Regions from separate parts of the Homo sapiens genome. Here regions 1 and 2 are each linked to region 3. Evidence: chromatin loops called from intact Hi-C (ENCODE). Cell type or tissue: psoas muscle. All regions are shown on one strand. Each heading gives the region's core, and the rest is flanking DNA. Links, peaks and the distances in the headings are about the cores only. Region 1 overlaps LOC107987079 (a long non-coding RNA gene). Region 2 has its middle 33 kb from the start of LINC01504. Region 3 has its middle 38 kb from the start of CEMIP2.

Region 1 (11,186 bases), core at 4,274-8,273, 520 kb before region 3:
ACACATATATTATAGAAATCTTACCTATCAAGAAAAAACGTGAAACCTAAAAGGAAAAGAAAATACCAGTGCCCAACAAGTATAAGCAGAAATAGTCCGCTACAATGATAATCAAAGAAATGCATACTAACACCATAAGAACATACTTCTCTTTTGGTTAGCAGATTGGTAAGACTCATGTCAAGTTCTCTCCTCACCAAACTTATCCTGCTTAGGTTAAAAAAAATAAAAATAAAAATAAAAATAAAAAAACCACCAACGACCATTTATGCTCATTTCTTTCTTCAGTCGAATTGCTGAAGAATACCCCATAGTGGAAATGAAAGGAATTTGATTTCTTTAACAGATGGGCCTTTACTACAAATATTTCCTTTGGCCCAGCTACTGAGCCCAAAATGCGTACACAGACAGAGGAGGGCAACCCCTTCCTGTGAAAATATCAACAGTTGCAGCCAGATCCACTGGGTAGAAAATATACTATGAAAAAAAAATCTCCAAATACGGATAGTTACACAACGGAGCTCAAAGGTGTGTTGGCTTACTGACGTTCTCCAGGGCAATAGAGGGTGTAGTTAAATATTTGTCCATCTGGCAGTTTTGAAAAACAAAGTATTTTTAAAAGAAACTGAAATCTAGACTTAAAAGGAAAACTTTATAGGAGCAAAAAAATGAAACTGTATGTTTTTACCATGCACATGTGTTTGTGGCAAGCGTCTTGGAAAGACACGAAGCCATTTAGTAAGCCTGGCATAACATGGAGGGCTGTTAGGGACTCTATGACAGCCTAGAAAGAACCCTGGTGTGAACACTTGGAAGTGTTGGTTCCCCCAGCCCCCAAGCAGGCTCAGAGGACAACCTCTAAGGAAGGAAGAGCCTGGGGGAGAGGACTCAGCGTAGACAGGGAGAGATGATTCAGGAGCAATGCTGACTGATGTTTTTTCAAAGGTACCAATACCCAGCATTGACGGAAATTATCCCGGCCGGGCGCGGTGGCTCATGCCTGTAATCCCAGCACTTTGGGAGGCCGAGGCAGGCGGATCACCTGAGGTCAGGAGTTCGAGACCAGCCTGACCAACATGGTGAAACCCCATCTCTACTAAAAAATACAAAAATTAGCCAGGTGTGGTGGCACATGACTGTCATCCCAGCTACGCAGGAGGCTGAGCCAGTAGAATTGCTGGAACCCAGAGTCAGAGGTTGCAGTGAGCCGAGATCTTGACATTGCACTCTACCACAGATGATGAGAGTGAAACTCCATCTCAAAAAAAAAAAAAAAAAGGGGATGTATAAGGTTCTCCCCTTTTATTGTGTAATGTAAAACCAATTATGCTCTACTGATACATGGTTTCCAACATGGTAGTTTCAACTAAGCAGTTTCCTCCAGTGATGGACACCAGCAACTCAGGCACGTGAATGCCATATGGTGGGTCCTGCAGTCACGTGAACCACTAAAATTTACTGCCTATTTTTGTAGGCAAATTTCATTAGGGAAGTCTCATTATGATTTTGAAATTTTGTTTAAACAGAATGTTTGTGGAAAAATATTCCCCACATGGAAAATTTCCCAATGGGAACATATGTATGTTATGTGTGATGCTATGACAAGTAAAGCACGCCTACAAATCACAGAAGTCTCTGGCTAAGTCAGCACCCTTCCCCTTCAGAAAAAGCCAACAACAGCAAGGGGCCATCTCAGAAAAAAAAAGAAAAGAAAAGAAAAGAAAAGCCCTGGATTTTTGAGAGAGGATTTGTGGGAGAAAAAAATTAAATAATGGAGTCAAATAAGATTTTAGCATTAGCTTTGTTGAAGAAACAGATTCAGACCACCCTGTATTCCAACACTTACTCAGTGATACAAAAGCCTTTGTGCAGGTCCTTGAAGGTGCTGGGTTTTGCTCCCCTTAGCTAAGGGTCTTTGCACATGGGGTTCTCGTGGCCTCCTCTCACACAAACACATACACACACACAAATGCATCAATACAAGGGCTGATTCCTTTCTTTCTCCAGATCTTAACCCAAATGGCACACATTCAAGGAGGAACTCTCTGATCAATATATCTACATTCATTCCCCTATTATTCTCTATTTCAGCATCCTATTTGCTTCCATTATAGCATTTATCAGATTCACTTGACTGTTCAGATGTTTTTTGTTGTTTTTCCCTAGGTTGATAGTAAGCTCTGTGCAGGCAAAGACCACATGTGTCTTGTTCACCACTGTGTCCCCAGCACCTGGAAAGTGGCTGGTATATAAGACATTCTTAATAAATATTTGCTGAAATGGATAGTGAATATCCTGGAGGAAGAGGCACTCTCACAGACAAGTCAGAACCACAAAAGCAAAGTCGGGAGGTGTGTCAAAGTGACAAGGACCAACCCTGGTTTTTCAAGGTTAGCCTGTGTCATGGAAGAAGCTGAGAAAACAACAGCAATTCAGGACACACGGGATAAAGAAGAGGCAAACTTTAGCAGTGGGACAGTGACAGAGTTGAATGACCATTAAGAACAGTTCATAAGCACCTGGACCCACTTACAGGATCAGGTTAGAGCTTGAGTCACCTTACATCCAAATCACTTGCCCCCAACTGCTACCATCTATTTTATTCACATATTTTGTTTGCTTTCTGGAATAAGGCTCCTTGGGAAAGCATTTTGTTCATTGCTGTCTCCCCAGGTACAGTATCTAGTACATGGAATCCGCTCAATATATTTGAATTAATTCTGCTGGTGGGAGTTTAGAGCCACGTCTGTCTTTCTGTCCTTTTCATTGCTGTCTACAGCATTTTAAGTACACTCTTCCTAAACTGAGGAGTTATACTTTTCATATTATTTTAGAATTTGCTGGATTCCTAAGCAATCATATTAATTTCTTATTAAATTCATAAAAATTACAGGAGAAAACCACATTTGAGTGTACATTAACATCCTCAACAATGGTAAGGTACTGTAGATATGAAAATTGTGGCCAGGTGCGGTGGATCACACCTGTAATCCCAGCACTTTGGGAGGCCAAGGTGGGCAGATCACCTGAGATTGGAAGTTCGAGACCAGCCTGACCAACATGGAGAAACCCCGTCTCTACTAAAAGTACAAAATTAGCCAGGCGTGGTGGCACATGCCTGTAATCCTGGCTACTCGGGAGGCTGAGGCAGGAGAATCACTTGAACCTGGGAGGCAGAGGTTGTGGCAAGCCAAGACCACAACATTGCTCTCCAGCCTGGGCAACAAGGGCAAAACAGAAAGAGAGAAAGAAAGGAAAGAAAGGAAAGAAAGAGAGAAAGAAAGAAAAGAAAGAAAGAAAAAGAAAGAACGAAAGAAAGAAAGAAAGGAAAGAAAGAAAGGAAAAGAAAGAATGAAAGAAAGAAAGAAAGGAAAGAAAGAATGAAAGAAAGAAAGAAAGGAAAGAAAGAAAGAAAAAGAAAGAATGAAAGAAAGAAAGAAAGGAAAGAAAGAGAGAAAGAAAGAAAAGAAAGAAAGAAAAAGAAAGAACGAAAGAAAGAAAGAAAGGAAAGAAAGAGAGAAAGAAAGAAAAGAAAGAAAGAAAAAGAAAGAATGAAAGAAAGAAAGAAAGGAAAGAAAGAAAGGAAAAGAAAGAAAAAGAAAAAGAAAGAAAAAAAGAAAGAGAAAATTGTAACTAAACAAAGGCTCACTCACCCCAAGCAGGTAAAAGGGTAGTGCTATTTTTAAAAACAAGAGGTATGCCAAAGCACTACAAAGTCTGTGCATATTTATGTTTAAACTTCAAGTAAAATTGTTATTTTTTTTAGAAGTCTGTTGTTGGAAACATCTGTGAGCACCATCTGTATAGGAATTTAAAGTTAAAATTAATGGCATGCTCTTTCTTGTTTAAGACTCACCAGCATGAGAACTTAAACCATAGGAGAGATGTTCTTACTTAGGAATATTACTGCCCTGCCCACTATCCTCTCCCAATGTAAAATAACTCATTTACTAACTGAAATATCATCAGACTCTACAAGTGGCTGATGTGACTAGATATCTTTAAGTCAATAAGACCTAAGGTATGTGTGTATGCTACCAGCTTTACCAGCTACCTTGAACTTGTAAGAATGTCTGTCCCTACCCCTCGGGGCACCGCTGGACGACCATTCTTTCTCAGTCTCACTTTTAGGCCTTCTTTCCTCCTTTCTAGTGCTTCCCAAGGTGCCATATCGTGATCCTTCACTCTTATTCCTTTCTTGGACTCCTATCAAATTGTGGTAAAATACACGTCACATAAAATTTACCATCTTAACCATATTTAATTGTACAGTTTAGTCTGTATTAAACGATTCCCCCATTCACTCCTCCTCCAAGTCCTTGGAAACCATCATTTTACTTTCCATTTCTATAACTCTATTACTGATACTTCATGTAAGTGGAACCATGCAGTATTTGTGTTTTTGTCATTGGCTTGTTTTACTTAGCATGATGTCCTTAAACTTCCTCCATGCTGTAGCATGTGTCAGCATTTCTTTCTTTCTTTTTCTTTCTTTCTTTTTGGAGACAGAGTTTCGCTCTGTTGCCCAGGCTGCAGTGGTGTGATCTTGGCTCACTGCAAGCTGTGCCTCCCGGGTTCACGCCATTCTCCTGCCTCAGCCTCCCGAGTAGCTGGGACTACAGGCACCCACCACCACGCCTGGCTGATTTTTTGCATTTTTTTTTTCTTAGTAGAGATGGGGTTTCACCGTGTTAGCCAGGATGGTCTCAATCTCCTGACCTCGTGATCCCCCGCCTTGGCCTCCCAAAGTGCTGGGATTACTGGCATGAGCCACCATGTCCGGCCTCCTTCCTTTTTAAAGCTAAATCGTATCCCATTGTATTTATATACCACGTTTTGTTTATCCATTCATCTGTTGGTGGGCACTTGGGTATCACAAATAATGCTGTTTTGAACGTGGCTTTGCAAATATTTCTTCAAGATTCTGCTTTCAATTCTTTTGGATCTATACCCAGCTCTATTCTTACATTTTTAACTACCACCCCTCTTCAGGAGTTTCAAATTACAAGTCAAGTGCCCTATCTAATATACCAACATCTATGTGAGTTCAGATACTGTCTTCTGAGAGTTATGTTTCATAATTGTGTCTATGTTCCTCCTTTTTAAACGCATTAATCTGTCCCACTTCCTACCGCCAGTGGGTTTCCTCAGGGAATTCTGACAGTTAGACAATATATTAGGGAGGCAGAATGCCTGATATGAGCCCTGGTTCTGCCACTTGCTAGCTAAATGACCCTGGGAAACTTATTTAACCTTTGTGGTCCTTAGTGTTCTCACCTGTAGTACCAGCTTCAATGGGTTTTTTACCAGGATAAAGGAAATAATATATGGAAAGTACATGCACTAGCATGATACATAGACCAGTGCCTGAAATGTCATAAAAGCAAACCTAAAAGCTAGCTACTATTTTTCTGGATTTTAAGTTAAAATAATTTATACTTGCCAACATAAAATTAACTTCCATTTCAACTTAAAAGACATCTAGTGATTCAGGATAATCATCCAGAGTTTTTAATCCTTCAGGTAGTTTGTCTCAATATTGGGAGAGATCAAGAAGCTCAATCTAAGTTTTTCTTTAAAATCAGCCATCCTTATATGTGAAGAAAACGTGGAGAATACAACACTTGATCTGTCTAATGGCCTAGGAGACTCGATCAGATGGCCTTACAGGTTGTCTCTCAGCTCGCCTCTCAGAATCTGAGCCTAATAAACGCAGTACTGTTATATTAGCTTGTTATTCTTTTAAGTGGTGAGGTCACACATTTCTGATAAAAAAGATTTCTAATTATGGGACACACCTATTTATATAGGTAAGCCATAAATTAGTAGAATTGACCATGCTGATCATTAGAATACTTTCTTCTGGTTAGTGAGGGAAATGTTATTCACTAACATTTACTAACTTTGCACTTTACCATAACTCAATTAAGATTTTATAAGCTAAAGACTAATGTATTCTACATTACTTAGTCTATACAGTTCAAAACTCAGCTAGGAAATAAAAAAGGCTATTCACTCTGCAAAATGCTATAAAAGCTAGAATAACTATTCCTAAGAAAGAATTGTGAATTAAGTCTGAATTTTGTATCACACTTACAAAGTATATTACATTTTTTGTTCAAAATAACTTTTATAGACTAAAAAGCTGCAATTCTCAAACATTTTAAAAAATACATTTTCCATAATTTCAATTTTAATTAAAATCAGCAAACATAGAACAGGTAAATCCAGAGGCAAATTTACCATGAAATTCATGAAACTTGGGAGATGGGAAAGAACTCTAGTAATGTGTTTACATATTTGCATGTTTTTGTAACACTTACCTAAGTAAGATATTTTACATTTTCTTCTAAAAGTGCCCATCCAGTCTAAAACTGTATAAGCTTTAGGCCCCACTGAACCCTAACTCCTCCAATCCTGCCTGGGTGTGCACCATGTTATCTGACGGTTAGAAATAATTAAATCTTTCCCATTGCTGTTCAAATTACCTGCATTCTCACTAGCATCCACTAGAGGGTCGTAGCTGCACTATGTAAAGAGATGGCCTTTGCCTCTTTTTCTTCCTATTCTTTTTTGTGTACCCAAACAAGCAAGGAAACACTGAGCAAACAGTATAGTCCTCAGAGTTGAAAAGCTGCCTATTAGCTCGAACTGTTGCCATCGAGAGACTGATGTGGCAGAAATGTCTTGCTCTGTTTCCGAGGCTGCCGATCCGTTCACTTGGCAAACTCCAGAGAAACAAGGCCCAGCACGCCCCAGTTTAACAAAGTTGAATAAAAGGCCATTTCATCTCAGGGCTACTTAGTCCAAATCAAATAATGCTTAAGCTATTTGGTCCAAGCCAGCTCAAGTGCTCAGACATCATACAAGGCTTTCTTGGCTGAGAAGAAGCACCACCACCACCAGTCGCTGCACACATTTAGCTTGTTCCTGCTGTTTTCACCAGCCTAACTTCCCAGCTGGAGTAGGTACCAAATTCAAAATCAAGCTTCACTGAGGACTATCACCTAGACTCCCCTTGACCAATCACTCTACAGGTGCAAATTAATCCATTATGCGCTGTAATTTCCAAACAGTGGCATATCCATTTTACATAAGCAGGAAGACTTATAATGTCACAGCACAAAATTATTCATATTTGTCTATAACTTTCCTTCAAATCCTCATTTTCTCCTATTTTTATTTAATGCAAAAAGCCATGTGATTTTCAGGGAAAGAAAAAAGTGATTCATTTCTGAAAACCTATAAGCCATAAAATCAAGGGCTCCACATCTGTTTGAGAAAGTCTGACAATTGTTTCTGAGATCTTCAGAATTTCCTTTCATAAGGTAGCGAGGTATGGGAATCACCGCAATTTTGTGAGGTGTCATCAGACCAGGTTTAGTAGTTTTGTAGTTTCCCAATCAACTTGTTGATAAATCATGATTAACAATTCAGGAAACTCATATTAGACAATAGTAATTCAAATTAAGCTAAACCGGGGGAGGGCATGTAATTTATTTGGATTTGCAATCTGTCTGTTGCAAGGAGCCAGAATCGTGCTGTGATTTGCCCTTCATGTGCAAAGCTCATTTTGCAAAATCCATCTTCCATAGAGAGGGAAAATCTCAACCCAGAGAATCTAGCCCATTAATACATTAATTCTTTAATACATCACTAACCAAACTAGCTTTTTGGTCATTTGTGACCAAAGGAGTTACAATGAGTGTGGAAGACTGGGACAGGAAAAGAGATATTCACTGGAATCAGGAAATAACAAGTTTACTACTTTTAACTTAGGAGGTTAGCAATGGAAAACCCATATTTAGGGAGAACAGGCAAAAGGAAATAGAAGTCAGTACAATACATTCTATTCAATTCCACCTGGAATACTACTGATAAAAATCACGTATTAAATAACCTAGCCATTGTCAGCTTCTCGGATTCAATCTTGTACCAATCTACCCCTTGTTTGTTGTGTTTCAGCTATACTGGTCTTTTTCCTGTTTTTCAAAATGCCAACCCCTTCCGCCTGCCTGGATTGTTTTCTCACATCTTCAGATGCCTCACATTGTTTAATTCAAACCTCAAATATCACCTCTCACAGAAGCATTCTTTGACCACGATATACTTTTATATATATATAATTTATATTTTATATAAATTATATATAATATAATTATATTATATAATTATATTATATAATATACAACATATAATATAGTATATAATATATAACATATTGTATTATATACTATATTATATAATTTATATATTATATATAAATTATATTATATGATATAATATAAAATTGTATAAAATATATGGTAATATATAATAAAAATATATAAATAATAAATATATGTATATAAAATAACATAATAAGATAGTATCGGGATGCCCATCCTCTGGAGATTTACCATCTAATTTGAGAAATACATTGTGTAAGAGAAACAATACCTGTATGTATTGTACAAATGCCAAGAAGAGGCAGAAATAGAATAGTTCACAGGAGAAGCAATGACTTGCCTTACCTTCTGAAGTCTCAGGCATTTCAGAATATACACCAATGAGCTTTCATGGCTGCATATAAGATTTTTATACTGGCAATCACTATGAGGCTGTCCCACAAATTCCATCCTATTTGGGGTAATTTATCTGTACTCATGGTAACAGATAAGATGTTGTATAAATGCTGAGCAACTTCAGGAAAGTGGAAATATTACTAGCGTAGGCTCTCAGTTTGGAGGGTACAGAAGAAGGCCTTCAAAATTCAACTGCTGGACTTCAATGTACAAAAAAACTACAACTCCAGAATTACAGAATGTGTCATTTACTCAGAAAAAAAAAAAAAGCCTGGACTATTAATGCTATAATACAATTGATATACAGCCATGCACTGTATATATCAATTGAATAAGATATTTTGTTTCTCACAGCAGCAACATAAGACCTATACATGTGTTATTTTCATTAACCCATTTAATAAATGAGGAAATGGTAATTAGAGAGGCTAAGCAATGCGCCCGATGTCACATACGCAGTAACAGCTGGAATTTGGATTTTGGAAGCAGCTACTGTAAAATTGAGGTAGCAATTCTTATTAAACCCTTGCTCAGTTTGCTCAGATATTTACAGGTATTACAAAATACAGGTACCAATGAGCCTGAACTTAAACTTCTAGAGGGCAGCAGATCTGTGTTAACTACCCCTTATCAATTTAGAATTGGACTCAGTCACAGAAAATACTACATATTAAATATTTTTAAAATGTTAAATATTTTTTGTTGGCTTGATGGAAGTTTTACAACATTTGCTTTCTTAAAGTCAAGGTTTTCCCCATTATTCCTTGCTCTAAACCCCGATATTAAATTTATATTAAATATATTTTTAACTTATAATATTTAATATCATAATTATGATATTAAAACAAAAGATACCTTAGTGAATAGAAGGAGAAGGCATGTTAGCATCTCATAATATTGTCTACGATAAACGCTATTTTCTGGATGTAGAGCTAAAACTGTTCGATTATTAACAAAATTATAATGTACTGTTTACACATAGCATTATTTTTCATATGTGTATATATACACATACACATATGTGCACATGTGTATATACAGGGAGACAAACAGACAAAGTTCATCTGAGTATGACAGAAAGTTCCCTATTGAAAAATATATACGTTTTGCTTCTAGTAGCATAGCAGACTAGTTTTACACATGCACACACAAAAACCACACAAACACACATACCAACTCAGTAACAAGGAAGAACTAAAAATGGTGGAACTTTTTAAAAGGCATTTTCACACAGAGCTGAGTTATTAGGGAAATGAGGAGAATTCCTTGGAGGCCAGAAATGACAAAGGGTGGACACAGAGAGGTACACAGCACTGAAGCCAGTGTTTACTCTGGGTACATCAGCCAATCCTGAGTTGACTCAGAGTCTAGATTTTTAAAGAAAATCAAAGAAAAAAGTTGAGGGCCCAACAGATAGGCAGTCAGACAGAAGACCTGCAGATATGAAACTGGAAGCTCCCAATGGTTGAGCTACAAAAATAAAACCTCCTGTAGAGAGAGACAGTGGGGCATGCATATCTCCTTGGTTTTGACTCTAGGTGGAAATAGGGGGGAAAAAAAATTCCCAAGACTTTCTAACTGCAAGTCCAGTTGTGTTTTGGGAGAACACAATTTACACAATGTAACTGGCTCAACAGTCCCTCATATACACATTTATTTTAAAGATGTAATGGACGTGTAGCACCTCTAATGCCACACACAAAGCAAATTCAAATCCTCTCTGGAAGAACACACTTTAACACTTAAAAAGGCATCACAAAATATGTAACAAAACAGTGAGAGAGAGAGAGAGAGAGAGAGACAGCAGAAAACGCTAACTGCAGGATTTATCTTGCAAACCCCACAAATATTTAGTATCTATAAATGCACTTAAAGAAATTAAAGATGATACTGAGAGTATGTCAAAGGAAAAAGAAACCATCAAAAATTGACCTCAACGTTTTAAAAAGGAAAGCAATAAAACTTCTAGAGATAAAGCCTATAGTAGAAATCAGAACCTCCATAAATGCATTGAACAGATGAAGCACACCTGAGGAAAAGTTTGTGCACTTAAAGATACAGCTGAAGAAATTATTCCAAATGTAGCACTGAGGAGCAAGGAGATACAAAATATAAAACAGAAGCTCAAGTTCTAGTGTTCAATAGTACAGTAGGAAAATCATAGTTAACAATAATATATTGTATGTTTCAAAATAGCTAGATAGGGTCAAGCACAGTGGCTCACGCCTGTAATCCCAACATTGTGGGAGGCCAAGGTGGGCATATCACTTGAGGTCTGGAGTTTGAGACCAGCCTGGCCAACATGGTGAAATGTCGTCTCTACTAAAAATACAAAAATTAGCCAGGCCTGGTGGCTCATGCTTGTAATCCCAGCTACTCGGGAGGCTGAGGCAAGAGAATTGCTTGAACTCAGGAGGTGGAGGTTGCAGTGAGTTAAGAGTTAAGATGGTGCCAACTGCACTCCAGCCTGGGTGACAGAGCAAGACTCTGTCTCAAAAAAAAAAAAAAAAAAAAAAAAAAGCTAGATAAGAACTAGATAAGAATTGAAATATTCCCAACACAAAGAAAAGATAAATGTTTGATGTGATGGGTATCTCATTTACCCTGATTTGATCATTATAT
Region 2 (11,186 bases), core at 2,318-6,317, 460 kb after region 3:
ATTACCTCCCCCATGTTCCCTCCCACAACATGTGGGAATTCTGGGAGATACAATTCAAGTTGAGATTTGGGTGGGGACACAGCCAAACCATATCACCAAGGTAACATATTTTGGGGTACTGTGTCCAGAACCCCATTAATAGTTCATGACAAAGTTTGTCTGAGTGCGGTGCTGACTTCTTGTCTCCTATTTTGTGATCAAAGTTGATCTTCCCTGGTTGATCAAACTCCTGGGGAGGGGATTGATGACAACTGAGTTCCTTTTGGAGTTTCTATCTTTAGGCAAATAAGAGGAGTTCAAAGAAAGCTTCTCCTTGCATTTGCTACTTTTCAAGTGCTTTCCGCTCAAACTAATCCCTATGCCAGAGAGACATGTTTTAGAGTGGCATATTCTGCCATCTTTGTTCCCTGTTGCACAGATCAGGAAACAGGTTCAGAAAGGCTACACCACTAGTAAGCAGAAGATTCAACCCAAGCTTAGCCACGCCCAAAGCCCAGGTTCTTTGCATGCCACTCCACTGCCCCCCAGTAAGTCAAGACATTTCACCAGCTGAGATTTTTATGCTAATTTGGAACTTTCCATAAAGTATCATATTATCATTCTGTATCTTTACAGTAAAGTTCAAATGATTTAAAAATCACCATAAACAAAATTGAAAAACAATTGACAATTTGGGCTAAAAATACAGTTCATATCACAGAGTAATTTTTTTTCTTTTTTTTTTTTGAGACAGAGTCTCGCTCTCACTTACGCTGGAGTGCAGTGGCATGATCTTGTCTCACTGCAACCTCTGCCTCCCAGGTTCAAGCGATTCTCCTGCCTCAGCCTCCTGAGTAGCTGGGATTACAGGAGAGCACCACCACGCCTGGCTAATTTTTGTATTTTTAGCAGAGACGGGATTTCACCATGTTGGTCAGGCTGATCTCGAACTCCTGACCTCGTGATCCGCCCACCTTGGCCTCCCAAAGTGCTGGGATTACAGGCGTGAGCCACCGCACCCAGCCGTAATTTTGTAAATGTCTAATATCTGTAACTCATAAGAAAATGTCCAATGTTTTTAAAAATTGGTCAAAGAATATGAATAGAGTGTTCACGGAAGAGGAAATACAACTGATTCTTAATAGATAATGATGTTCATTTCCACTAATAATAAGAGATTTTTAAATTAAAAAGGGAACTACCAATTTTCAGCCATCAGTTTGTTAAACTCCTAAAATGATAATCTCATAATTGGAAGAAACATATTCCCTCATATGCTGCCAGTGAGACTGTAAATTGGAACAATCTCTGAAACGGGAAATTTGGTAACAACTCTCAAAAATAAAGATATTCATGTCCTTCACAAGCCCCCAGTAGAAATGGGAAAAGTTCCCTTGTCCCCCTCGTAAGGCATGTTATGGGGATGTGGCTTGCTTCTTCAGTGCCCTGCTGCTCAAACCTCTAGAGGAGCATACAGAATGGCAGGCTGTGGGGCTGCAACCCCACTGCAGTGTCTAGGGGTGAATGTTTACGACTCCTAAGAAGCCCCAGTGGCGTGTGTTACAGGGTGCCCTTTTAGCTTTGCTCTTTTAATTTCACCGTCTGTAGGTGGCTTGTGTTAACCAGCTTAGTTAAACTCTACTTTGTCACAAGCACAGAAAGCTTTCTGTATCCTGGTTTCTTGCCTTGGTGTACTGGAGGAATCAGATCACACCTGGGCTTGGAGAATGAGTGCAAGGTTTTACTGAGTGGAGGTAACTTGGGGGAAGTCAGAAGGGGATATAGTGGGAAGGTTTTCCCCTGGAGTCGGACTGCTCAGCAGCCTGGGCTCTCCTCTGACTGCCCCAGCAAAACTCCTCATTGTTCTGTTGGTGACTGTTGGTACATTCCTCTTGACATCCAGCCACCCATGCGTTCCTCCATCTATGTGCTCAACATCCAGCAGCTTGTATGTCTGTCTTGCTAGGGTCTCGGGTTTTTATAGACACAGGATGGGGGTGTGGCAGGCCAGGGTGGTCTTGGGAAATGCAACATTTGGGCAGGAAATGCCTGTCCTCATCTAGGTCTGTGGGGGTGGAGTCCTAGACAGGGACCATGCCCTCCTCTACCCAGCACTTCCTTTCCTTGCTTTCATATCATTTAAAGGCATCATGCTCTTTCCTTCCCAGTACTTCCATATCACACTGAGGAATTTAGTCTATACACAAACACAAGAATATTTTCGTAACTATAATAGCAAAAAATTGGGAGTGACCTAAAAGTACACCAACAAGGCACTGGTTAAATACCATGCAGTGGCTGGGCACAGTGGCTCATGCCTGTAATCCCAGCACTTTGGGAGGCCAAGGTGGGCGGATCACTTGAGGCCAGGAGTTCAAGACCAGTCTGGCCAGTATGCTGAAACCCCGTCTCGACTAAAAACACAAAAATTAGTTGGGTGTGGTGTCACATGCCTATAATCCCAGCTACTTGGGAAGCTGAGGTAGGAGAATCGCTTGAACCTAGGAGGTGGAGTTTTCAGTCAGCCAAGATCATGCCACTGCACTCCAGCCTGGGTAACAGAGGGAGACTCTATCTTGAAAAAAAATAACAATAATAATAATTAATTTTAAAAAGATTTTTGGCAGGGTGCAGTGGCTCACGCCTATAATCCCAGCACTTTGGGAGGCCGAGGTGGGCAGATTACCAGAAATCGGGAGTTCTAGACCAGCCTGACCAACATGGAGAAACTCTACTAAAAATACAAAATTAGCCAGGTGTGGTGGCACATGCCTTTAATCCCAGCTACTCAGGAGGCTGAGGCAGGAGAATCACTTGAACCCAGGAGGCGGAGGTTGCGGTGAGCTAAGATCCTGCCATTGCACTCCAGACTGGGCAAGAAGAGTGAAACTCCGTCTCAAAAAAAAATAAAAAGTTTTTTAAAAATACCATGTAGTACTACGTAGTTATTTAAAATTTCCCAAAGCAGTAGCCTTTGGAGAGAGTAGCAGGGAAACTTACATTTCGCAGCATTCTCTTTTGTATGTGTACCATTTAACTTTTGTACTGAATGTATGTATTGCTTAATTTTAAAAATACATATATTATTTTATTTATTTTTTGAGGCAGGGTCTCACTCTGTTGCCCAGGCTAGAATGCAGTGGTGCAATCATGGCTCACTGCGGCCTCAACCTCCTATGCTCAAGCGATCCTCCCACCTCAGCCTCCTGAGTAGCTGGGATTGCAGACATGTGTCACCATGCCCAGATAATTATTTTTTGCTTTTTCTGTAGAAATGGGGTCTTGCTATGTTGCCCAGGCTGGTCTCACATTCCTGGGCTCAAGTGATCCTCCTGCCTCAGTCTCTGAAAGTGCTGGATTACAGGCATGAGCCACTGCGCCTGGCCAAATATATGAATTTTTAAAAATGAAAAGTAAAACTAAGATTGAAGTAGTAACAATTGCCAACACTTAATGTGGTGGTTATTCTATAGGCCAAACATTGTTCCAAGAGATTTATTGGATCAACTCATAAAATTTTCACAAAAATTAAATGGGAAAGATCTATTACTATTTTAATCGCACAAAGAGAGAAACCAAGGTCCACAGAAGTTAAATAATTAGGTTGGATTCCAGGCCAAATAAAGGACATTAGTGGGACAATTGGAAAGATTTGAATAATGTTTGTTGATTAGATCAGGGATCTGCAAGCTTTCTTTGTAAAGGGCCAGAGAGTAACTATTTTAGGCTCTGTAGACCAAACGGTGAGAGAACCTTGGCAGGTCTCTGTCACAAGCAGTAAATTCTGCATGTGCAGCACAAAAGCAGGCACAGACGTGTGAACAAATGAGCATGCTGAGTTCTGATAAATCTAGTGTATGAACATTGAAACGTGAATATCATATAACTTTCATGTGTTAAATAGTGCTTAACTGGCTGGGTGCGGTGGCTCATGCCTGTCATTCCAGCACTTTGGGAGGCCGAGGCCGCTGGATCACTTGAGGTCAGGAGTTCGAGACCAGCCTGGCCAACGTGATGAAACCCCATCTCTACAAAAATTAGCTGGGCATGGTGTCACACGCCTGTAATCTCAGCTACTCAGGAGGCTGAGGCATGAGAATCGTTTGAACCCAGGAGGCGGAGGTTGCAGTGAGCCGACATCGTGCCACTGCACTGCAGTCTGGGCAACAGAGCAAGAAGAAAGAAAAGAAAGAAGGAAGGAAGGAGAGAGAAAAGAAAGAGAAAGAGAGAAAGAAAAAGAAAAGAAAAAAAGGAAAGAAAGAAAGAAAGGAAAGAAGGAAGGAAAGAAAGAGCTTAACTATCTAAAAGCATTCTTACCTAGGGCGCCCTGCAAAAATAGATGGTGGGCTGGATTTGACTGAGTTTCAGGCCAAAACTTGCTACCCCCTGGGTAAGATAACGGTATTGGTCATCGCACTCTGGTTATGTAAGAGAATGTCCTTGTTTTCAGAAAATACTACACACGAAAATATTTACAGTGAAAACGTCATTCTGTTTCTAACTTGTCTGCCAAGTGGTTGTCTGGCCTCCGCTTGCACAGCTCCCTTGATGAGGAACTCATTTTATTAAGTGGCTTATTTTCTTACAGGACAACATAAAAAATTATTTACCAGATAAAAAATATATATGCTTCCATGTGAGACAAATGCTAGAATAAATACAATTATTTTAAAGTGAATGAAATTGGTCTTTTGATAACAAGACTAAAAAATTGGCGTTTTTCAAGTGCAAGGTGAGATTGCAAGCAGGCCAGCCAATGTTTAACTAGTACTCCACCTAGTGGCCAAAGCTTGAATGAACGACTGTGGAATGACCAGTCTCCCTCCAAAAGGGCCAAGGGCAGAGGAAAAAATAAGTTAAATTAACTTTATTTTGACAACCAGTAGAATAGAAATTCATGATTTTAAATGTACAAAACAAGTAGTGATTATTTTTCTAGCAAGAAACTGGATGTATTTTTTCTTATGTGAGGAAAATAATTTCCTAGGTTGAACCCAAATTCTACAATAGATCAGTTGTAAATAAAATTATATTCTCAATGAAAACAAATATTGCTTACTTAATTCCTTCGTGAAGACAATTTTACAAGGAAAAAACCACAAAATTATGAACTTCCAAATGGCTTGCTTGAATCACCTCAGCTCCTTAAGATAAAAGGCAAAGATTTGTCCATTGGAAAGCTATCTCTAACTTGTGGAAATACGAGAAAATAATGAATGTCCATGAACATATTAAAGTTAACTTAGGAAGTTTCAATGTAATTCAAAGCATTTTACATATTCACCAAATATGAAATTCAACAACACTGCTTACAGTTGGCCAATTATTTTAGATTCCTATGGACACATACATGATTCAAACCACACAGCTTGCTCTAGCTTATATAAACCAACTACAAGTTAATGGGCATCACCCCTCTTCCAGGATTACATAGTCAGGTGAAATCATCAGCGGGGAAATTGGGCAGATGGTGCTATAATGGTTCCATGACAGATGTTAAGAGTCAAGGCTTGGAAATCTAGAATCTCAGGTTTGGAAGGGCACTCTAAAGATCACCTTGCTTGGCCAGCTGACTGATCTTTGAATCCCTTTTTTGACATTTTCAGCAATGAATATTCAATCTCGTTTAAGCCCTGAGAGTGATGGGCAGCTCAAGACTATGTCCCAAGGTTCTTTCCATTCTTGCCAAGTTGGAAAATCTCTTGAGTAGCCAGAATTGTTCTTGCAGACTTTCACCTCTAACCCGCTGATACGCCTTTCAAGAGCAAGTCTACCATGTCTGCTTATGAAAGTCTTCACATATTTGAAGAAAACTACTATGTCCCACTGAAGCATTTAAAAAAATCTGGATGAAGTATTTTTAGTTCTTCATATCTCACTGTTTTATTATCTACTTAAACCTTTCATTCTTTTCCACATTGGTCTCTTAAGTCATTCATCTACTCATCAATTTTTTCATTAGTATTTATAGATCCAACTGTTGGAGTTTTCTTCTACCTCTATTGAATTGCATGTTCCTAAAGTAAGTCCATCCTTTTAACCCACTGAAGTCTTCGGATCCAGAATTTTTCTATGCTCACTAGATTTGTATCATTTCAAGTTTAAGTCTATCTCTGTTCATCCATAGGGAGCAGTCACTAGAATTTTCCCAAGCTTTATTTAATCCTCATAACAACCTGTTATTAAGTGAAGATATCTTGAAAGTGATAGTGATTGACAGTCAGGCAATAGTTAATCCATTTTATAGAGAAAATAAAAAGCAGGCGGCCAAGTGAGTCATTCAAAGATGGTGTCCAATGGACCATGACTCTCAGTTTTCATGCCTACTCCCAGTGTGGTCCTCTTTTACATTAAACCTGGGCTTGACCTGTGGCTCAACTGGTAACACTGTCTAGGTTGAATGTGATTTTTTTTTTTTTTTTGAGATGGAGTCTCGCTCTGTCGCCCAGGCTGGAGTGCAGTGGCGTGATCTTGGCTTGCTGCAACCTCCGCCTCCGGGGTTCAAGCAATTTTCCTGCCTCAGTCTCCCGAATAGCTGGGAATACAGGCACATGCCACCATGCCCGGCTAATTCTCTGTGTGTGTGTGTGTGTGTGTGTGTGTGTGTGTGTGTGTGTGTGTGTGTAGTTTCAGTAGTAGAGATGGGGTTTCACTGTGTTAGCCAGGATGGTCTCGATCTCCTGACCTCATGATCTACCTGCCTTGGCCTCCCAAGAGTGTGATTTTTAATTGCCTTTTGAGTCAAATCATTCAGCTGGTAATAGATGAAACTTATGTTCTCCTTGCTAAGAAATGATGAACACAACCACAATACTAAACAATGGTATGAATGAAGCAGAATTGGGAATTATTTTGTGGGCAAAATGTAAATTAGAGCACATCTGAATGTTTTATTCAATCACAATATATCCCAATGTTAAACTTAGAAAGTGAATAAAGCATATTAAATTGATTTGTCTCTGCAAATTTTAGAGCGTATGACTAGATTTGTACATATCTGAAGAGTCATTAACAGTGCCAATCAATCCAATTATATACATTTTACAGGCATCTTGCTGTGAAAATAATTGAACACAACTATTTTGCTTCCCTAAAATTATTATATCTTTAAGTCAATAAATATATTTTCACATTTTAAATTCATGGGGACTTTTTTTCTGCCCATAAAGAGAAGAGATTAATAAATATATTGATAATCCTTGGAAGGAATTTGTCTTTAAGGGGAAAAAAGCTATCTGATTTGCCTCTATTTTATTTGAAGACAGAGCTGAGTTTGCCTGAAGGCATGTAGAAATTTACAGCTTCTGGATCAAAGAGAGGTCATGATGTAATCAGGACTGTTTGATGCAAGTAACAGCAACTGACCAGGGCTATCCAAAATCAGCTCTCCACTTCCAGAGGACGTGCCAGTACTGAATGCCTCTTCTATCGCTGGGTACCATAACCATGTGGTACACGGTGAAAGATGCTAACTGCCCTTCAACTCTGGTCCCTGGGCATTGGATTAACCAGCTTGGGTCATGTGCTCCCACCTCCATGATGGGCGTGAAGGAGGAAGACTTCATCCTGATATTCTTTGGTAAGAGTTGAGGTACCACATCCCACGGACACCACACAAGGTGGAGGATTCTTGCAAATTAAAAAAGGGGGGTTGGATGTGGGGACAGCCTGAATTAAAATAAAAGCTGGTTACAATATTCATCTCTACAGTGCCGGTGGTTTTGACTTAACGGCCCTGCTCTGACCTGCATCTCCCAGAACAACATTTTTTTTCTTCACATGAACTGTCCTGCCCCAGTGTTTCTTCCTGCCCAAGCCTGTCCCATTATATTACCTAAGTATTCATGATTCATCACTAACTCTTCCTCTACCCCGCACCACCCCCTCCACCACCACCACTACTATCTCCTTCCACTTCCAGTTGGATTTTTCTCCCCAAGTCATGGGAAATTCATCACTGGTATATGAAGAAGGAAGCACAAGAATGGGAAGGAGTGAGGCAGGGGCTATCTGCAGAGGAGAGTTCTTGTTCTTACTGGCAAGGCTGAAGCAGGAGAGATATGTGTTCTAATGCTCATGATAGGAAATCTGGGTGCAGGTCACTGCAGCTCTCAGCTCCTGCAGTGCAGCCACTGCCTGCCCCATCAGCTTCCCAGACCATGTCCAACCTCGAGCGCACCTTTATCTCCATGAAGCCACACGGTGTGCGGTGGGGCCTGCTGGGCAATGTCATGAGGCACTTTGAGCTGAAGGGATTCCACCTTTGGGCCTCTGAGGAACACCTGAAGCAGCTCTACCCTGACCTGAAAGACTGTCCATTCCTCCCTGGGCTGGTGAAGTACATGAACTCATGGCCATGGAGGAGGGACTGAGTGTAGTGGAGACAGGCCGAGTGATGCTTGGGAGACCAATCCAACGGATTCTAAGCCAGGCACCAGTGGCGGGGACTTCTGCATTCAGGTTGGCAGGGACATCATTCATGGCAGTGACTCAGTAAAAAGTGCTGAAAAATAAATCAGCCTATGGTTTATGGCTCCATGTCCCCAAATACCCTCAGCCCTGGGAAACCAAGACAGTTGATGGCACTACATATTTCCAAGGTCAGAGTCTGTGGGTGGGAAAAACTTAACCTGAAGAGCTGGTTGATTACAAGTCTTGTGCTTATGACTGGGCCTATGAACAAGAGGTGGACACAGCAGCGGTCTTCTTCAGCACTGCTTGGAGTGTCCCTGGACATGGTTCTTCATTCCATTGACTTGGAAGCAACAGGATTGATCATTCTTTTCTAAAGAATATTTACCAATAAAGCCTTTGGAAACTGGAAACAAACAAATAAACAAACAAAAAGGAATCTGAATGCATATGTGATGTAAATGGGTCAAAGATGGGCCCTGTTTCTTGGTCCTCATGTGTTGAACTTCTTCGCAGCAGGCTAGGACCATGAACTCGAAGCCTGCCAGCACCAATTCAAATTTTTACACATATTACTTTAAATATAGCCCCAATAAGCCTATTTTTAGACCATTAGAGCCTGACTTCTTTGCACACCCCACAAAACTGCACCCAACACCTGTTAACCATATATAAGATACATTCTGTAGCTACTAAAAACCCCAACAGACCTGCTGCTCTTCAGAACTCTGACCCAGAGGCTCCCCACCTTGCTGCTGAGTGACACTGCCTAGACCCGTGTACCTCCTCTCCCATTTCCCTCTCCACTCAGTGCTCTCTTTCCCTCTTCCCTTCCAGGTGGTGGCCCCATGCCTGCAGCTCTCTCTAGATCAGCTCTTGGTAGGAAGAACACCCTTTCTTTCTTATGCAACCTTGTCACAGCACTATCAAATAAGCTTGTTGTGCAATATTGCCATCTCATCTTTTCCTTAATCAGTCCTGAAATTTACAAACTTACCACAGTACCTATCTTATCTTAACCATGATCCAGGACTAAATTTCAGCTATATCAAGGATTAATTAGGCTTCTGGAAACATAACCATCAGAAATATGTAGTGTCATCAACTGTCTTGGTTTCCCAGGACTGAGGGTATTTGGGGACACGGAAATTTTAGTACTAGAACTGGGAAGGGGCGCAGGCAAACCACAATGAATTGATCACCCTAGGAATAACTGTTTCTAATAACTGTTTCTTATAACTGCACCCCCAATTACTGATTTCAAGTCAACTTAGTGAGAACCTTTGGAGACAGACTGTTGGAAAGTATCTGTGCTCACTTTACTCAATGCAATCCAGCTTTTAAGTAGGGCCGGCTATGTGTATCTTAATATGATTTTCAACAGCTTCCCCTGGAAATCTTTATGTTCAGTAATATTTTACACAGACCAAAACTGGGATACCAAGGACGTCAAGAGAATATTCATGACTTGGCTAAGAGTCAAAGAAAGATTTTATGGTGACCCAAGAAAAGAGTCAATAAATAGCCAGTCTTTCTTTAGAAATTGTTCTTTAAAAGCTTGATTATTTCTGGTTTCTGGTCAAAATTTACTCCAGGAAGACTAGACAGGCCATGCTGGCCAAAAGCCCAATTGTCAGGGCAGCTGCCCTTGAAGTTGGGAGAAATTTTATTAACAATAAAGTTCCAAGGTCAGAATCTGCAGGTGGGAAAAACTCATGGTTGAAAATTGCCAATAAAAGACAAGTTCAGTGGTCTGTGCCTGCAATCTCAGTGACTCAGGAGGCTGAGATTGGAGGATCGCTTGAGTTTAAGAGTTCATGACCAACCTGGGCAACATAGTGACACCCTGTCTCTAAAAAACAAAAAGAAAAAGAAAAAAGAAAATTGTAACAAACACCGATGAAATCAAACTGAGTCATGCGTATCAATTTGGGTGAAGTTTTCAGGAATCTCTAAATCTATTTTCTTGGTAGCCAGGAAAAACAGCAACAACAACAAAACCTTATAGGGATGAACTCGTTCTCTAAATTTAAACTCCTTGTTTAATACGCTTTTAGCAGGAGATCATCTGAATCTGTTAAAAAGGCACACTTCTCATGATGTTTGTGTTAGTTTGGGTTCTCCCCAAAAACAGAGCCTGAGAAAAGAACTCAGGTGTAGAACATGGGAGGCGATCCCAGGAAACAGGAGAAAGGGAACTGGAAGAATGAGCAGGGAAGGAGAAAATCAATATAAGGAAGGGTACATTATCAGGGTTACTGCCATGGGCAGTGTGGGCTCAGTTCTCTCAGGAACGCTGAAAAAGAAAAAAGTTCTTGTGGGTCAGGAATTTGGGAGCAGCTTGTCTGGGCAGTTATGGCTCTAGGTTTTTCATAGGTAGCTGTTAGATGTTTGCAGGGGCTGTGATCATCTGAAGGCTTGTCTGAGGCTGGGGGATCCCTCTCTAAGGTGACTCACTAATGTGGCTAGCAAGTTAATGTTGGCTTTTGGCCTTAGGCCTCAGCTCCTCTCCACATGAGCCTCTCCACAGGGCTGTTTGATTGTCCTAGCAATACAGCGGCCAGCTTCCTCCAAAACAAGTGATCCAAGAGATAAAAATGGAATACACAATGCATTTTATGATGTGGCCTTGGAAGTCACACACTGTCACTTCTTTCATATACCATTGATCACACAGACCAGACCTGATTCAATGTGGAAGAGGCTATGTGAAGGTGTGAATTCCAGGGAAACAAGATTCTTTGTGGTCATCTTGTAGGCAAGCTGCCACCTAGCCTCAATTTCCTAGCCACCAA
Region 3 (11,186 bases), core at 4,131-8,130:
CATCAGCAAGTATGGGTAAGGTTGCTAAATATTTTTCAAGCTGATTTTTTTTTTTTTTTTTGAGGCGGAGTCTTGCTCTGTCGCCCAAACTGGAGTCCAGTGGCGCGATCTCGGCTCACTGCAAGCTCCGCCTCCCGGATTCACGCCATTCTCCTGCCTCAGCCTCCCAAGTAGCTGGAACTACAGGCGCCCGCCACCACGCCCGGCTAATTTTTTTGTATTTTTAGTAGAGATGGGGTTTCACCGTGTTAGCCAGGATGGTCTCGATCTCCTGACCTCGTTATCTGCCCGTCTCGGCCTCCCGAAGTGCTGGGAGGAAGCTGATTTTTTAACCTATTAAAACGTTTGACAGGTTATACCTCCATTTCCTTGCAGTTAGTATTCTGGGTTATTTCTAGCCAAAGGTTGAGATTTCTGTACTTAGGATTATGATTTTTATCTTTATATGTATCTCTTACAGTGTGGCTGTCAATTTCATAAATGAACTATTTCCCCATCTTCTAGCTTTGATGAGGTTTTTTTTTTAAAAAATAAGGAAATTAAAGCCAAAGAGCCTCTTATTTCTATTAAGATTAATTTTTTATCTTTGAATATTTATTCTAAAATGTGGGGTACATAATTTGCCTAAGCCCTTTAGCAATAGCAGAGCAAGCCAAATTTCAGCATATGTGATAGTCATAATTATGTAAGATCATTTTTTAACATGTTTCCATTTTCTATCTGTTCTGTCTTCCAAGATGTCATATCCTTTGCAAAGAAAATGAATAAAATATAAAATGTGATATATTTCCATCTCTGCAGAATATTTTTCACTTCATTGAAACTTGATACATAGATTCAACATAGACTATTAGTTCTAAAATTATTTGAGTATCTGTATTAAGCTTTAATCATTTTTTAATTGTCGTCTTCGTGGAAAAGAAACCTAAATTTTTTTCACAATGTGCCGTATTTTACAAAGTTTGCAACATTTTTAAAAGAATTTTCCTCTCAACAAGAATAATTTTTTTCTCCTAATTAAGCAATAAATAGAAGTATGCAAAAGAAGCCATTGGTTTAAAACTACATGGCAATAGAAAAGGCTTTTGTTTTCGCCTGCTTTGAGGAAACTCAATATAGTGTTTTAGAAAGGTTGGCAGAGGTGCTGACGGGGAGAAAAGGAGGCCCCCTTGCCCCAGTTTCAAGCCTTTTAAACCGAACTTGCATTCTAGGTCATCCACTATGTGTGGTGGTTAGGCTCCTAGTTTAGAATATTTTACATAGATAAAGAGAGGCTTTTTTCATATGAAAAAAAGCTCAATATCACTGATCACTAGAGAAATGCAAATCAAATCCACAATGAGGTACCATTTCCTACCAGTCAGAATGGCTATTATTAAAGAGTCAAAAAATAACAGATGCTGGTGAGGTTGTGGTTGTGGGGAAAAGGGAACACTTATACACTGTTGGTGGGAGTGTAAATTAGTTCAACCATTGTGGAAAGCAGTATGGTGATTCCTCAGTGAGTTAAAAGCAGAACTACCACTTGACCCAGCAATCCCATTACTGGGTATATACCTAAGGAATATAAATCATTCTACCATAAAGACACAAGCATGCAAATGTTCACTGCAGCACTATTCAAAATAGCAAAGACCTGGAATCAACCTAAATGCCCATCAATGACAGACTGGGTAAAGAAAATGTCCATGGTACATATATGCCCCGTATATGTACCACGTATGCGTACCAAAGTATATGTCCATGGTTCATATACACCATAGAATATTATGCAGCCATAAAAAGAGCAAGATCATGTCTTTTGCAGGAACATGGATGGAGCTGGAGGCTATCATCCTTAGCAACCTAACACAGGAACAGAAAACCAAATACTGCACATTCTCACTTACAAGTAGGAGTTAAATGATAAGAACTTATGAACACAAAGAAGGAAACAAAAGACACTAGGTTCTACTTGATGGGGGAGGGTAGGGGGAAGGAGAGGAGCAGAAAAGATAACTATTGGATAGTGGGGATAATACCTGGGTGATGAAATAATATGTACAAAAAACGATCTGCATAACAAACCCTCACATGTACCCCTGAACCTAAAATAATTTTTCTTTTTAAAAAGAAACTTTTTTTTAAAAGAAATGTTTCGCCAGGTGCAGTGGGTCATGCCTGTAATCCCAGCACTTTGGGAGGCTGAGGCGGGCGGATCACCTGAGGTCAGGAGTTTGAGATGAGCCTGACCAACATGGAGAAACCCTGTCTCTACTAAAAATACAAAATCAGCTGGGCGTGGTGGCGCTTGCCTGTAATACCAGCTATTCGGGAGGCTGAGGCAGAAGAATCGCTTGCACCTGGGAGGCGGAGGTTGTGGTCAACAAAGATCGTGCCATTGCACTACATCCTGAGCAACAAGAGCAAAACTCTGTCTCAAAAAAAAAAAAAAAAGAAATGTTTCATAATATGTATTGGTAATAAAAATAGTAAGATGGACACCCCAAAGAGGATAAGCAGTTTATCCTACCCCATGACATGAAACTGCTTGTGTCAAACTCTTCATGTTTCCAAACACGATAGTCCTCAACAGTTGACTGTGGGATAATTTCAAGCCTTTATTGGCAATGACACCACAAAAGAAGAATATAAAGCGAAGACCGATGTCGTGCAACATTCTCTATCATTATGATAGTCTGGTTCAGATTGCCTCTCCAAAACTGGTTCATTGTCAAATGGCTCATCAGCTTTGGCTGTTATGCTACTATATGTCTACGCCAGCACAAAAGAGCTAGGAAATCATAATGATCAAGAAGAACAGAATAGTTTAACTTTTGAAAATAAAAAGTGACATCTGTATCTTTATATAAAATGAAGTTTGGGTCATTGCATCTAAAATTGTAGTGTCACCCAAGTTACTGTGTAAATAGCTGCATGTTCAGAAGCTAATGTTGTGTAAGTGGTCACAGCTCTCTTTTCAAGGGAAAAGAATGGAAACATGAAAGTTAAGTACTTAATACCACAGCATAAATCAGTGACTTTTCTCTCGGAAAAAGCTATCAGGGGCTCCCACTGCTTTAGCATCAGAAGAGTTGGTCAGTCAACCGGGAGTATGACTTGAGGATGCTACTAAAAACTAAAAGATGCTGGGCGCAGTGGCTTATGCCTATAATCCCAGCACTTTGGGAGGCTGAGGCCAGGAATTCGAGAGCTGCCTGGCCAATAAGGTGAAACCCTGTCTCTACTAAAAATACAAACATTAGCTGGGCATGGTGGCGCACGCCTGTAGTACTAGCTACTTGGGAGGTTGAGACATGAGAATTGCTTGAACCCGGGAGGTGGAGGTTGCAGTGAGCCAAGATCGCTCCACTGCACTCCAGCCTGGGCAACAGAGCAAGATCCTGTCTAAAAACAAAACAAAACAAAACAAACAAACAAACAAACAAAAAAACCCACAAAAAACTAAAAGGCTATTGCAAGAATGGAAGCCTTTCTTTTAAATATGTGAAGACATTTAACATGGATGAGCATGTAGAGTACTGCCCAGAAATCATCCTGAAAGCTACCATTACTGTATGAGTAACTTTTTAAAGTATATTGTTATAGATTCTAATCATGCTCATAACCTTTTAAAGTATATTGTTATAGATCCTAATCATGCTCATAATCTTGATGAGGGTGCTGCAAGTTTACAAGCAGAATGTGATGGATTTGAAAATAAATTTCTAAAAGCTGGAGGAATAAATATTTCTGTTGCTAGGAATGATCCTCATAAGAGACAGACACAAGGCATTTTCCCTGTACAAAGCAAAAGTGGAAAAGATTATTTTAGCTTTCCAGCAGCATCCCCAAACTATTTGTTTATATGCTGAAGATGCTACTTTAGAACTAACAGTGAAAATTGTGAAACACTTTACGGTTTAATGAACATGCACAGTAAACTTGTGGGTCCACTCCAGAGTATGATAGAACGAAATTGAAGGCGATTGGAGTAAAATTCTCTTTGAAAGAATAAAATACTTAAATAATTTTTTAACTACTCAATATGATACAACATGGGGAATTCTGGAGGTTGTAATTGTTTTAAAAATCCAATGACTAGCTGGGCGCGGTGGCTCACGCCTGTAATCCCAGCACCTTGGGAGGCTGAGGCAGGCAGATCACCTGAGGTCGGGAGTTTGAGACCAGCCTGACCAACATGAAGAAACACCGTCTCTACTAAAAATACAAAAATTAGCCGGGCGTGGTGGCACATGCCTGTAATCCCAGCTACTCAGGAGGCTGAAACAGGAGAATCACTTGAACCTGGGAGGTGGAGGTTGTGGTGAGCTGAGATTGTGCCGTTGCACTCCAGCCTGGGCAACAAGAACAAAACTCCATCTAAAAAAAAAAAAAATCCAATGACTATATGCCAAACATTTTATATTTAGAGTGTGTCTATTTAATACAAGGGCTTAGGAGACATAGTTGGCTCTCACAACTGACCAGCTGTTTATTATAAATAAATATTTTAAAATAAACTTTGTTACACATAGCCAGCCTATAAAACAGCACAGAAATGAAATATCTGCCTGTTTTAAAGTTGTAAAAGTTAGCCAGGTGCAGTGGTGTGTGCCTATAGTCCCAGCTACTCAGGAGACTGAAGTGAGAGGATTCCCTTGAACCCAGGGTTTTGAGTCCAGACTGGGCAACATAGCAAGACTCTCTTTAAAAAAAATTCAAAAATTATTTTAAAGGTGAAGATTTTGCACATCAAGTACCATTTAAGAGTTTGACTCCAGTGGCATAATATACATAGATTTGTATTGTTTAATTACATGAAGAGACAGCAAACCTTTTCAGTATCAAACAACTTATCTTTGCAAACCTTTATTTATAACATGCTATCTACTTATTTTCTGCGCATTAGACACAAGCTTTTTTGCATAAAGGTGACTTAATCATCTTTCTGTGTTAGCATCTGGGCATCAAAAGTCCTGCCATATATTGTTGACAAAGGAAATCTGAAGAGAAACAGTGCCTAAAAGTGCAGTTTGGCCGGGTGCAGCGGCTCACACCTGTAATCCCAGCACTTTGGGAGGCCGAGGCAGGAGGATCACCTGAGGTAGGATGTTTGAGACCAGCCTGGCCAACATGGTGAGACCCCCATCTCTATTAAAAATACAAAAATTAGTGGGGCGTGGTGGCCCATGCCTGTAATCCCAGCTACTCGGGAAGCTGAGGCAGGAGAATCCCTTGAACCCAGGAGGCAGAGGTTGCAGTGAGCCAAGATCGTGCCACTGCACTCCAGCCTGGCCTGGGCAACAGAGAGAGACTGTGTCCCCGCCCCTCCACCCAAGAAAAGTGCAGTTTATGTCCTTTTGAAAAGTATGTATAAGTGCCTGTTCTTGTGCACTTTCTTCTATAGCCTTTTTTTTCAGATGTGTTTTTATTTTATTTAATAATTTGGGTTCATCCCCTTAATATAAGGTTGTTGGCAATCATACTAAGAAAATTATTTTGAAGAAAATTTTCTGATTGTTGTTTGTTTTTTGTTTCTCTTTTTTTCTTTCTTTCTTTCTTTTTTTTTTTTTTTTTTTTAGACAATGTCTCTTGTTCTGTCTCCCAGGCTGGAGTGCAGTGGCACGTTAATGGCTCATTGCAGCCTCAACCTTCTGGGCTGAAGCAATCCTCCCACCTCAGCCTGCTGAGTAGCTGGGACTACCGCTGTGCACCACCATGCACAACTAATTTTCTTTTATTTTTTGTAGAGAAGAAGTGGGGATTCTCCCTATGTTGCCCAGGCTGGTCTCGAACTCCTGATCTCAAATGATCCTCTCTCCTCAGCCTCCCAAAGTGCCGCGATGACAGGAGTGAGCTACCAGCCTGATTACTGTTAAACTTAATAAATAATTAAACTTATTGTTTACATATAAAAAAATGTCTAAAACGATAATGCGATAAAGTGCATGCAAATTACTGTAAAGTATTTTACATTACCATAGCAACGTGCATGATTAAATTGCAAATAAAAGCATACTGCTTTCTACTTTTAGCTCAAATAATGCTTATAATCAGCAAACAAAAAGCTATCAGGAAGGCCTTAGCAGGTACTGTGGTCTGATTTCGCTGAATGCCCAAAGCCATTAATAATCCAATTCTCCATCCCCTTCCTGGATGTGGCTCCACTTTGCCAGTAGAGGGCACCATGTGCATACAGGGCAGAGAGAGCCAAAGGCTTATTATTAAGTAGGACAGCCTCTGGCACTGTTTTCTTTGTCTTCAAAGGAGTGGCCCAGCCAGTGTGAGTGTGGTTGGAGATCAGAGCTGAAGGGCAGGTTGTTACAGCAATTATGCAGAACTTCAAACTTTCTTATGATGTCCCTCAGCAGTTCACCATCCAGAAGAGCCTGAGTTCAGCCTTGACCCAAATGGGAAAACAAGGTGTAATTATAATCAAATGGCTGTTGGTAGAGGTTGATTGCTGGCAAAATGGACAAACAGGAGGAAGTGGAGGTTGAGGTCTTTTGTGTTTGAGGTAGTCCATGTAGCAAAAATCAGACCAAGCTGGGGGGTCAGGAGACCTGGTTATATCAATTTGGGGGTCACTCTGTACAAACTAAGAGGAGGAACCGAAGTTCCAAATACATTTACAAGCTTTGCTTTTGCTTTTACTACACATGCTCAACATGATAATTACTTTTTTTTTACTTTGCTGTTATAATTATGGAAATTAATATGTCCACTCATTTAAATATTTATAAAATATTTGGTTTGGAAGAATACAACCATATTTTTTATGCATGGTATGTTTAAAGATTCAACTTTGGCTAATATTTATTTTAACTCTGTAATGTTTATGTAATTTAGAGCAATCTAACTAATTTTTAATATAGCAAAGAACAGCTAGCAATGGCTGAGATTATTGCAGAAATGTGCAAAATTGTGCTTATCTCATTAAAGATTTCTTTGAGACTCTCCTAAGAGCAAATAAAGTGCCTAACTTCCCAGAGGCAGATTTTATATGGAAAAGAAAAGATATACAATGTAGAATTGTTCAAAATGTTAGAGACAATATATGTAAAGTGGCTGTTGCATGCTCAATAAATGATCTCCTTGTCTGCTTTTTAATAGCATTATTTTAGGAGTGAGGCTGCATTAAAGTAGATCTCTCTAGGTCATAAATCTAACCTGAAAATAACATGGACATCTCATGTTCAGGTTAATCACATTGTCATAACTATAAAGAACCACATCTTGCCACAAAGAACAATGAAGGGGTTATATAGATTATTTAGGTCTTAACTCTGGGTCTCTTGATGAGGCAACAAAAAAGGAATTTCCACTTTGGGAAGCCGAGGTGGGAGGATTGCTTGAGCCCAGGAGTTTGAGACCAGTGTGGGCAATATAGTGAGACCCCGTCTCTTTAAAAAACAACAACAACAAAAGGAATTTCATTGCACAACACAGAGCAAATCTTCATAAACATCCTCCTTAGAGAACACCCACCTGTCCTTTTCTCCATGTCAGCTACTCACTCCTTCATTCACCTTAAAACACTCACCATTCCAGTCTTCTTCTCAATTCTCTTGCCCCTCACTCTTTTCTTTCATTGTGTAACTCCTTGCCCTTGCTTCTAGAGAACAGTAATTCAGCTTTCTACAAAGAGATATTTTTCAAAATGATGTTTTCTTTTGTTAAATAAGACATCAGCCAAATTACTAACAGAATTTGACATTATCTGGCTAAACTGCATTATTAAAATCACAAATAGCATCAGAAACTCTGTACCTGGTTGCGGTGGTTTGCCCCTGTAATCCCAGCTACTCCAGAGGCTAAGGTGGGAGGAATCCTCGAGCCCAGGAGTTAGAGGGTGCAGTGAGCAATGATCACACCACTCAACTCCAGCCTGGGCAACAGAGTGAGACCCCGTCTCTGTAAAAAAATATATATGCATATATATTTTTTAAAGGAATCAGAAACCCTTTGACCTGGAAAGGATCAACAAGTCCAAATCTCATATTTTACAGATTAGAAGGCTGAGACCCAGAGAGGGTAATTGGATTGTCCAAGTTTCCCTGATTAATTACAAAGCTGGGATCAGAATGCAGATTCATTGACCCTGACCTGCTTTGTCCATTATAGCACACTGCCTTGAGCTAAGTTTTAAGCTACATTTTCATTATAATGAGGTGTTTCTTACTATAAGAAATCTTAAAATAGAAATAAAATCATCTTTCATAGGGTTTTCTTTTCCCATTGCTATTTTGGAACAACTTTTCTGCCTATTTCATCTAAATGATACACTATAAATAATTCAGAAATACAGTGTATGTATTTTTATAAAGGGTGATTTTGCAAATATGTTGAGAAAATCATATGTAGGTAACATTACACTAGTTTACTTAAAATAAAACAACTACAAATCTTTCTTAAAATTGGAAATTTATCTCATCCACTCCATTTATTTGATAAGAAACAAAATGAACTTTTTTTTCTCCTTTATCACCTCTGGTTTTGTGCTAAGATCAAGTACAAATCTTTGGGAGAAATACTAAATTCTGAGTAGAACATATTGTAAATGGCATTGTCATAAGAACTAGCAATACAAAGATGGGTAAGTCATTCTCTTGAGCACCTCAGTCTAGTAGAACGACCTAGCTGTACTCACTCCTTTTGTTTTTTATTTGTCTTTTTGTTTTGTTTTGGTTTTTTGTTTTTATTTTTGAGACAGGGTCTTGCTCTGTTGCCCAGGCTGGAGTGCAGTGGCATGATCACAGTGCATTGCAGCCTCACCCTCCAAGGCTCACGTGATCCTCCCACCTCAGCCTCCTGAGTAGCTGGGACCACAGATGCATGCCAACGTGCCTGACTAGTTTTTAAATTTTTCGTAGAGACAAGGTCTCCCTATATTGGCCAGGCTGGTCTCTAAATCCTAGGCTCAAGTGATTCTCCCACCTTGGCTTCCCAAAGTGCTGGGATTACAGGTGTGAGACACCACGTCCAGCAGAAATATTCTTTATCATCACTGCAAAAGGCAGAATAACCACTTTCCTTCTCTCCAAAACAAACAAACAAAAAATATATATATAGGCCGGGTGCAGTGGCTTACGCCTGTAATCCAAGCACTTTGGGAAGCCAAGGCAGGCGGATCACTTGAGGTCAGGATTTCGAGACCAGCCTGGCTAACATGGTGAAACCCCATCTCTACTAAAAATACAAAAATTAGCAGGGCATGGTGGTGCGTGCCTGTGAGGCCAAAGTGGGAGGATCACTTGAGCCCAGGAGTTGGAGACCAGCCTGGACAACACGGGGAGACCCCACATCTATTTAAAAAGAAAAAAAGAAAGAAGGGAAAAAATAAAGTATAAAGGAGGATATATATAGGTGATATGAAAGTACTACTCTACTTTATATTAGGGACTTGAGCATCCTTGAATTTTGTTATCCGTGGGGAGTCCTGGAACCAATCCCCTGCAGATATCAAGGGATGATTATTTATGAATCTGTTGCCAATAAAACTAATCCCATACATATATGGTTATCTGCTCTACAATATTTTCATCTGCAAACTGAGTGCAGGATGGTGTCATGGTTTTTGGTATAATTAACAGGAAAAAAAAATAAAATGTGCAAAACTAGCTCAAGTGTGATTGTCTTTATCTGGGAACAAAAGAGACTGTCTGTGATTCTTTGCAACCTACTTTGGTTTAAATTAAGAACATTTGGCCAGGCGCAGTGGCTCACACCTGTAATCCCAGCACTTTGGGAGGCCAAGGCTGGTAGATCACCTGAGATCAGGAGTTCGAGACCAGCCTGGCCAACATGGTGAAACCCCATCTCTACTAAAAATACAAAAATTACCTGGGTATGGTGGCAGGTGCCTGTAATCCCAGCTACTAGCAGGGGCCGATGCAGGAGAATTGCTTGAACCCAGGAGGCGGAGGTTGCAGTGAGCCAAGATCATAGCACTGCACTCCAGCCAGGGCAACAGAATGAGACTCCGTCTCAAAATAAAATAAAACAAAATAAAATAAAATAAATTAAGAACATTTGTGGTAAATCACCTACATTTAAGTGTAGAGGTTGAATGCTAATATTTTTCACTTCTCTCCTTGGCAATGATTTTAAAAGCTAACTCCCCACATTAGTGAGGACACTAGGAAATTTGCCCTCTAATATGCCATTGGTAGGAATGTAAGTTGGCATAACGCTGGTAAGCAATTTGGCAGTGAATACCAAGTAGAAAATAGTCATGACCTTTGACTCAACAATTTTGCTTTTAAGAACTTGCATACAGCTGGGAACGGTGGCTCATTCTCATAATCCCAGTACTTTGGGAGGCTGAGGTGGGAAGACTGCTTGGGGCCAGGAGTTCGACACCAGCTGGAGCAACATGTTGAAATCCTGTCTCTACAAAAATAAAAACTGAAAAAAGTATCTGGGCATAGTGGCTTATGCCTGTAGTCTCAGCTACTTGAGAGGCTGAGGCAGAGGATTGCTTGAGTCCACGAAGTCGAGGATGCAGTGAGCTATGATCATGCCACTGCACTCCAGCCTGGGCAATATAGCAAGACCCTCTTTGGGAAAAAAAAAGGATTTGCTTATGAAAACAATCAGAGTTAGGGAAAAGAATTTTGATCACGGCATTATTTATAATTACAAAAAAACCTGAAGAACATTTAAGTACCCAACAAGAGGGAACTGGTTAACTACATTATGGTAAAAGCATAGGATGGAATAGTATAGGCTGCTGAAAATATTGTAAAATAAGATTTAATGGTATGAGAAGATGTTTATTATGTATTTTAAGAAAAAAGAATATCTACACATACACACACAAAAAAACACATAGGATCCATACAAATATCTTTTTTTTTTTTTTTTTTTTTTTTTGAGACGTAGTTTCTCTCTTGCCCAGGCTGGAGTGCAATGGCATGATCTTGGCTCACTCCAGCCTCTGCCTCCCGGGTTCACACAATTCTCCTGCCTCAGCCTCCCGATTAGTTGGGACTACAGGCGCCCGCCAACACGCCCGGCTAATTTTTTGTATTTTTAGTAGAGACGGGGTTTCACTGTGTTAGCCAGGGTAATCTCAATCTCCTGACCTCGTGATCCACCCGTCTTGGCCTGCCAAAGTGCTGGGATTACAGGCGTGAGCCACCACACCTGGCCAATTTTTTTTATTTTTAGTAGAGACAAGGTTTCACCATGTCGGCCAGGCT

The links. Hi-C counts contacts between places; a loop is a spot of excess contacts. Peaks named below come from ENCODE experiments on the same cell type or tissue, not always from the same donor. Only the 100,000 strongest peaks of a DNase experiment are listed, where the experiment ranks them.
Region 1: a loop joins it to region 3, with 4 times the contacts of the local background. A loop is called at or near these places in 27 of 110 quality-filtered maps.
Region 2: it touches region 3 in a loop (3-fold over the local background); 43 of 110 quality-filtered maps call a loop at or near these places.

What each region holds. Positions count from the first base shown.
Region 1 is chr9:71,278,818-71,290,003 of GRCh38, forward strand. It overlaps LOC107987079 (a long non-coding RNA gene), which reads right to left. Exons shown (of 4, transcript XR_001746718.1): 4 at 3,624-4,206. It also overlaps a transcript of TRPM3 not described here. Among named protein-coding and RNA genes, the nearest start is that of TRPM3, 160 kb to the left of the region's middle. In psoas muscle, for the core only: a CTCF peak has its summit at 6,523 (motif pointing right); no DNase peak of the experiment used is centred there.
Region 2 is chr9:72,267,315-72,278,500 of GRCh38, forward strand. It overlaps the pseudogene LOC100289320. Among named protein-coding and RNA genes, the nearest start is that of LINC01504, 33 kb to the right of the region's middle. In psoas muscle, for the core only: a CTCF peak has its summit at 4,772 (motif pointing left); no DNase peak of the experiment used is centred there.
Region 3 is chr9:71,800,848-71,812,033 of GRCh38, forward strand. It overlaps the pseudogene LOC100420790. Among named protein-coding and RNA genes, the nearest start is that of CEMIP2, 38 kb to the left of the region's middle. In psoas muscle, for the core only: a CTCF peak has its summit at 6,148 (motif pointing right); a DNase peak (open chromatin) is centred at 6,194; H3K27ac peaks cover 469 bases.